Linked DNA regions of Homo sapiens: region 2 is linked to region 1. Evidence: chromatin contacts called from ENCODE Hi-C or POLR2A ChIA-PET data. All regions are on one chromosome and are shown on one strand. The core of a region is the stretch at or near the end of the contact, and the rest is flanking DNA. Distances in the headings are between cores, read along the strand shown. Region 1 overlaps NRP2 (neuropilin 2). Region 2 has its middle 160 kb from the start of INO80D-AS1.

What was found. A loop is a pair of places that touch in the nucleus more often than their neighbours do. ChIA-PET counts read pairs that join two places held with the same protein, here RNA polymerase II (POLR2A). Pooled maps may share reads with other maps.
Region 2: a loop to region 1 is called in a pooled map, with 2.2 times the contacts of the local background. The contact joins two enhancer-like sites. A Hi-C loop is called at or near these places in 1 of 50 pooled maps. POLR2A ChIA-PET finds 5 or more read pairs at or near these places in 2 of 52 experiments (AG04449 and Panc1).

What each region holds. Positions count from the first base shown.
Region 1 is chr2:205,732,742-205,736,303 of GRCh38, forward strand. The region is part of intron 7 of NRP2 (neuropilin 2); the gene reads left to right. Among named protein-coding and RNA genes, the nearest start is that of NRP2, 52 kb to the left of the region's middle. RefSeq lists an enhancer at 1,724-2,018. Within about 2 kb of position 1,851, at least 10 of the 41 ENCODE cell types and tissues checked have a DNase peak (open chromatin) inside an H3K27ac peak, as active enhancers do.
Region 2 is chr2:205,923,168-205,926,729 of GRCh38, forward strand. No RefSeq gene overlaps it. Among named protein-coding and RNA genes, the nearest start is that of INO80D-AS1, 160 kb to the right of the region's middle. Within about 2 kb of position 2,043, at least 3 of the 41 ENCODE cell types and tissues checked have a DNase peak (open chromatin) inside an H3K27ac peak, as active enhancers do.

The sequences.
Region 1 (3,562 bases), core at 601-3,100:
CCAGACCTTTCCCTGCATCTGATGGGGCCTGCATTGAGCTGCCTCAGATAAATGTCATCCATCCCAGCCTCACTGTTCTCTTAGGGATGCAATTATGCTTCTACTTGATCATTTAAGTTTTCAGGAAAAACCTTTTTTTTAAAAAAACCTCCTGGCAGATGATGGGCTTCCCCTTATTCCTTTTGTGGTAGTAATTTTGTTTGTTGAATATGAGATGAGGACAATACCTCACACTGTAATGGGCACCAGCCTTCAGAAGTCATGTTGCGTGTGCTCTGAAGGGGGCTGATACCCCTTCCAAGTTCAAGTCCCTCAGTTTATCTGACCCTCTCAATTATAATGGAGAAGGATCCAGTGCCCTAGGTAATTAAGTTTGTCCCTTATCCATTTGCCATGGGATGAGCTCAGACCTTTAGCCTCTCCACTTAGGAAGCTCAGGGGAAAATTTCATTATACAGAAGCTTGAACCTTTTCTCTATCAGGCTCCCGCGGCCAGCGTCACCCAGCTCCCGTGGGTGCTGAACTGTCTCCAGTAGCTGAGGCGCGCCTCCCTGGCGCTGATAGCCTTGATGTTAAACTCCAAGGCCCCGGCTGTGCACAGAGGCCAGTGACAAGGAGCACACAGAGGGGATGTGGAAGGGCGCTGTGATTCTGCTTGGGCTGTGGAATCATGTTCCTTGCCCCAACCCCAACTAATGTAGATGAGCACTGGAGTGAAGCCCTCACCTGGTAGATTGTCCTGCTCTCTGATGTCACCTTGTCCCTGCTCCGGTTTGCAGAGCCTCCACCTGAAGAGGCAGGCAGGTGGCAGAGGTCTCTGGAACCTCACTCCCTGTTCCCTCAATCTCTCCCCACCTGGGAGTTAAAGGCACCTCCTTAAGAAAACCCAAACATCTGTGTTAGGAGGTTTCCAGGGGTGGAGGGCCCACCCCACCCAGCTAGAATGTCCTAGAATGTCCGAGTTTCTCCTTCCCTCTTCCTAGGACATTGACTGTTCCCCCCAAGCCCGCTCATTGCTCTGATCCTGTGCTCCTCCCCCGCCTGCTCTTCTCCAGCCCCACCCCTGAGCTGCCCTCCTCCCCGCTCCTCCCTGATGCGTTCCTGTCTCAAATCCTGAAACCCTAATCCTGTTAGTATGCTGTGTTCCAGGCCTCAGCGTCTCGATGGGGGTAACATAATCCCGCAGTAAATCTAGCGGGCCCCGCAGGCCCACACAGATGGGGATGCGCACATCCCCGCCCCCCAGAACGCAGCCGCCCCTGTGCCTCTGTCTCCTCCTTCATGTAGGAAAGCTGCCTGATGACAAAAACAGCCCGAAAGTAAAGGAGGATGAGAGCAGAGGTCATCAGAGTCCTAAATGTGCATTTGGTTGTTAGACAGCTTCTTTGCCTACCGGCATCCCTACCTTCTCTTAATCTCTCTCTGTGTTTATATATATATATATATACATATATCTATGTAAAGTATACACGTGCACACACACACACACACATGCCTCTAACTCTATATCTGGCTAAGTTCCCACATCCACTAGAATGAAACAAGCTTTAAAACAAGTTTTTAAATTGTCTTTAAAGGGGAGTTTTAAAGGAGAAAGATCAGGACCATGATTCACAAACAACAAAAAAAGCCCATTGCCTTCATATCATTTCCCACCGCCCCCCCCCACCCCGCATCGCAACAGTTCCCTCCCCCTACTTGACTGTTTTGTGCAACAAATTAATTAAACAGGATGGCATTCATTGATTAGCAATTTATTTTTACGTGTAGACCCAATGGCTGGTTTCAGAGCAGATGCAAGGGAAGGGGGTGGGAGAGGGAGGACACACAGATCTGCAGTCAGGGTGAGCGGATGAGTCAGCACATTTGTTCCTGACACTAGTTTTAAAAACATGCTTCTGGCTTCCCCCAGCCTCTGTCCTGCATTCCTGCCACTTTTCTCTTCTGCCTGCTTTGTTTTCCCCCTTCTTGAGTGTCTGTGCCAAGTACATTGAAAGGGAGAACTTTGGAGGCAATGAAACATTTATTAGTGGAGAGAAATATTTATTTTAAAAAAGAAGAGGAACATCTCGTGCACAATGTCTACCCCAGGGCTCCAGCACTGCGCTGTCTTGGAAATATTTCCCTGCTTTCTTTGCAGTCCCTGGAGCTGGCTGACTTCAGATATTTACAGCAAAATAGAAGTAAACAGTAGTTCACACCATAGGTAATGAAGAGATGGGAGTGTGCAAGCTGAGTGCTGAAGCGCTACTCACATGAGAGGTGGTGCACGTGAAGAGAGACTGTTTTTGTACCCCAAAGGGCCCGCCTCATTTGGGAAGGGTGAAACAGCCAGCCGTGTCTCTCCTCCAAGGAGCTCAAAGACTTGGACAGAATCTTCATCTTAGGCCCCAGAGGCAGGCATGATGACAGGTAGCATCTACACTGTCCTGGGCACATGGGTATTGATAGCAAAGATGAATGGTATATAAGAAAAGGCTTTAGGCTGGGCAGAAAAATTCCTCTGCCTAGAGGCCTAGAAGGTAGGAAGGCTGCAAAGCTCACTGTCCTCAGCTATGTCAGTCACTGCATATTCTTCAAAGACAACTTAAGGAGGGGTCAGCAAAGAAGAGGTGACTGTGACTAGAAATGGGGTGGGAAGCAGAGAAAATGTTCTGAGATGGCCTCAGAAACCATCAGTAATGCGTTCTGGCTGGATGCTTCTTATTAGATTTTATATATATATATAATTATATATATAATGTATATTATAGAATATATTCTATATAATATATAGAATGAATATATTCTATAATATATATTACATTGAATTATATTGTCCATGCCTTGTGGACTCACAGGAATGGTCAAAATGCACTGATTTTCTTTGCCTGGGAGTGTAGATAACAACCAAACTGGGATGCTGGATAGCAGCTGATTTAATTGGCAGGTCCCCCACTCCCCTAGAGGTGCAAATCAGAAAATCCAGGAAATGCTGATGGTTTTCAGGTTCTGGGCTACTGAAAACAAATCAGAGGTCTCAAGAATCAATTGAAAAATGCTGGATTATATTCAGAATTCAGAGAGGCACCCAATAGATTATCCAGACCACTTTGTGCCCTGAATCGCTTTTTAAACTTGGTTTGCAGAGATGCACTTGAAGAAATCTTTATGTTCAACTTAGCTCTTTTTAAATACGCACACACATATATTTTTAATAATTACAACATAATCAACACTAGCATCAGAAAGCTAGGGTCACCTTGAACATACTTGTGATTTTCCTTTGGGTAGTAAACAACCATACTAAGATCTTTCTTTTAAAACAAATAAAAAGTGGGCCAGGCATGGTGGCTCACACCTGTAATCCCAGCACTTTGAGAGGTCAAGGCAGGTGTATCACTTGAGGTCAGGAGTTCAAGACCAGCCTGGCCAACGTGGTGAAACCCTGTCTCTACTAAAAATATAAAAATTAGCCAGGCTTGGTGGCGCATACCTGTAATCCCAGCTACTAGGGAGGCTGAGGCAGGAGAATTGCTTGAAACCGGGAGGCAGAGGTTGCAGTGAGCCAAGATTGTGCCAC
Region 2 (3,562 bases), core at 793-3,292, 190 kb after region 1:
CATGGAAGGCATCCAAGGTCCCATGGGCCTTGGGGACCGGGCACCACTTTAAGGCATGTCTGGCTCCTCACCAGCATGGCGGGCCCTGCTGACTGAGGCATAGGGAGGCCACACGGGCTTCTGCCTGGCACAGCCAGGACCACCCTAGGCACCAGGATGCTCAGAGCCCACCCCTTGGCATGCTGCCCAAGCTGATGGATTGCATCCTGTCAGGATATTGATCCTGATGAACTAGGAGACCCTTGGCTATGATTAAATGAACCTGAGCATAAAAAAAGTCATGAGCTATAGATGATACCCTGCCACTTGGGAGACATTGCCAGAAAATCAACTCCAAACAGCTCTAATGGAATGTGATCGAGACTTTAAGCATCTAGGGAGCGGGGTGAGAGGAAGTTCTTCACAGCCAGAGATGCCTTCCAGAGTCTGGAAGGCCCATTCACTCGGCCTGCAAACCCTGAGTCTGTGTGCCTACGGGCAGTGCTTGAGTCCTTCCAGACCCAAGGCTGAGCCCGAAGAAACGGAAGGGCCCCTCAATAGCTTCCAGCCATGGGAAAGACTTGTGCAGAAGTGGATAGGGAGGTGGATAATGTGGCATGGCTCTTCGGTGGGATCTGAAAACCTGAATGAAGCTGCATCAATGCAGTTTTCAGGATGTGTCTTCACTGAGGGCAGGTTCTGCGTCTAACTCACCTTTCTCTTCCCCACATCAGATATTCCACCCGACAACACGCTTCCATTCTCACTGAACCCAGTGAAGCTAGTGGGCAGAGTCCAGTGCCCTCAGTCACTCAGTGTGCCTCCAGCTGACACCCCTGAGCATGTACTGTGTGCCAGGAAGACCTCGGAGCTCTGCCCTATGGAGCCCCCATGCTGGGAGGAAGAACAGGGAAAACACAGCGAGGCCACGGCTAGGAAAGTTACAATGCAGCGTGATGGACACAACGACAGAAGAGCCCCACTCCACACCCAGGCAGGGAGAGAGGTCAGCTGAGGAAGATTCTTGGGGGCCCAGTTGTGATTCTAGGAGAAGAGAGCGAGCTCCTGGGCCTGGGGGAGCGGGATGACAGCCACAGGGGTTAGAGCTTATAAGACTTGTGATTGGTTTTCTTCACAAAAATCACAACAGGATGAGAAGCAGAGGAGTGACACCATCACATCCACATTTAGCAAGTTCTTTTTTTTTTTTTTTAGATTGAGTCTTGCTCTGTCACCCAGACTGGAGTGCAGTGGTGTGATCTCTTCTCACTGCAACTTCTGCCTCCCAGCTCAAGTGATTCTCCTGCCCCAGCCTCCCGAGTAGCTGGGATTACAGGTGCATGCCACCACACCCAGCTGATTTAGCAAGTTCTTTCTGACTGCATTTGGGGACGGGATGGAAGGATGGCAGAGGGAGGAGCCTGGAGGCAAGGAAAGCAGGTGGGGGGTGCCCACCTGGGGGGCTGTGGGGAGGTGGGGAAGGGGTACAGATGGAAAGCTCTGTATTGACTGTATTCCCTACTGGCTGTGAGGAATAAAGGAGGAGAAGGAGGCAAGGGTGGCGCCCTGGGTCTGCCTTGGAAGCCTGGTAGCAAATGGTATCATGGGTGAGGTAGGAAATTCAGGAGCAGGGCAATGGAGAAGAAAACTGCACCAACTCAGGTCAGAGCATGCTGAGCTTGAAATACTCCCGGGAGGACTCTGTGGAATGGCGCCGTGGGCGGCTGACCTCTGGATCCAGAGCCCTGGACAGAGGCGGGAAGTGGGCCGGGATCTAGGAACCAGCAGGGGAAGCTGACACCTGGTAGTCAATGTTCTCCAGAGAAAGCACACGGGGTTATTTAAAACAAGCACCACAGCAAAAGAATAAATTGGTATGGCTAAAACCCAGGAAACACCCACGTTTAAGAAAAAGTAGAAAGGGAAAAAAAATCCACAAAGGAGACGTTTTAAAAGCCTGAGAAAGAGAATAAAAACCAGGAGAGACTGATGGCATGAAAACAAAGGGGGCCGGGCGCGGTGGCTCACGCCTGTAATCCTAGCACTTTGGGAGCCCGAGGCGAACGGATCGCTTGAGCCCAGGAGTTTGAGATCAGCCTGTGCAACATGATGAAACCCCATCTCTACCAAAAATACAAAAATTTGCTAGTTGGTAGGCCACTTGGGAGGCTGAGGTGGGACGATCGCTGGAGCCCAGGAGGTCAAGGCTGCAGTGAGCCGTGATCACACCACTGCACTCCAGCCTGGGCGGCAGAATGTAAGACCCTGTTGAAAAGAGAGAGAGACCTCAAGGACATTGAGTCTGATTTGATCTTCACAGCAGCGTTATCGTTCCCATTTTACAGAGAAAAGCTGAGGTCCAGAGAGCCAAGGAGATTAAGCAACCTGCACACTCTCTTACTTTAGAAAACAGGCTCACGTCATCTTCCCATAGCTGCCTCCCACGGGCTCTTAAGTAAGTCCCTTCCTTCCCTTCCTTCCTTCCCTTCCTTCCCTTTCTTTCTTTCTTTCATAGAAACCTCCTCTTCGTGGTAAAAATAAGTAACCGGGATAGAGTATTCCACACTAATGTTAAGAAATGAACTGAAGAGATTTCAGGCCTTGGGGGAAGACCAACATTTGTTTAAATCCTTCAGGCCAGCCCCAGCCCATGCCCTCCACAATCCTGGAGGCTCATCCCTGACAGGTCTACAGGGGTGAGAGTCTGAGAGAAGGGTGGAAACACGGTAGCCCGAGAGACACCCAGAGGGCTGTGTGGGCTACGCGACTTCCCGCGTGGGTGGAGGGGTCGGGCAGGGTCCCTCCCGGTCCGGGGCCGCTTCTCGAGACAGCCGGGCATCCTCCCTCCCGTGAGCGAGCCTGGAGCGCCACCTAGTGCCCGCCAGCAACATGAACACACGCCAAGGAGCGCTGCCAGCGACAGGAGCTGGGCTCCCGGTGTTTGCTCCGTGGTGCTTCTGTCCGAGAGACCCTGGAACATTCTCAAGTTGTGCGTCTCTCAAATCTTCAGTCTAGTGTGGCCAGTTCCGATGATCTGAAAGGTTTTCCAAAGAGATCTTCTGTGGCCTGAGCACCGGGAATGAGGACAACAGCGGGGAAAAATAACAACTACAAGAGTGACCAAAACCCTTAAAAGGCTGAGACAGATGGACAGCCCTGGAAGAGAAACCCAGTGTCTCAGGGAGAGCTAATAAAAAACTTAAAGAGAAGCAAACATCAACCTTGAAAGCAGCCGCCTTAAGCATTAATACCAGACATGCTGAGTGATATATCCGATGGACAAAATTATTTTCCCATGAAAAAAGGGAGAAGCGAGAGGAAAGGAAAGGGAAAAGACATATGCATGTCCATGAGGGAGTTTTTAAAGGGTAATAACAATACAGAAAGAGAAAAGTGCATGGTCCTTTGTAGAAATGGGGATGGGGCTGCTTGATTTAGGATTCACCTGATGTGGGAATGATGGAATTTCGCTCTGCACCCGGCATAAGAGTAAATCAGTCCTGAAATGTACCAGAGAAACCAACAAACACAACATTACCTTCTCCTGCATCTCTCATGGAAAGTGTCCCGAAGAGGCTCAGCA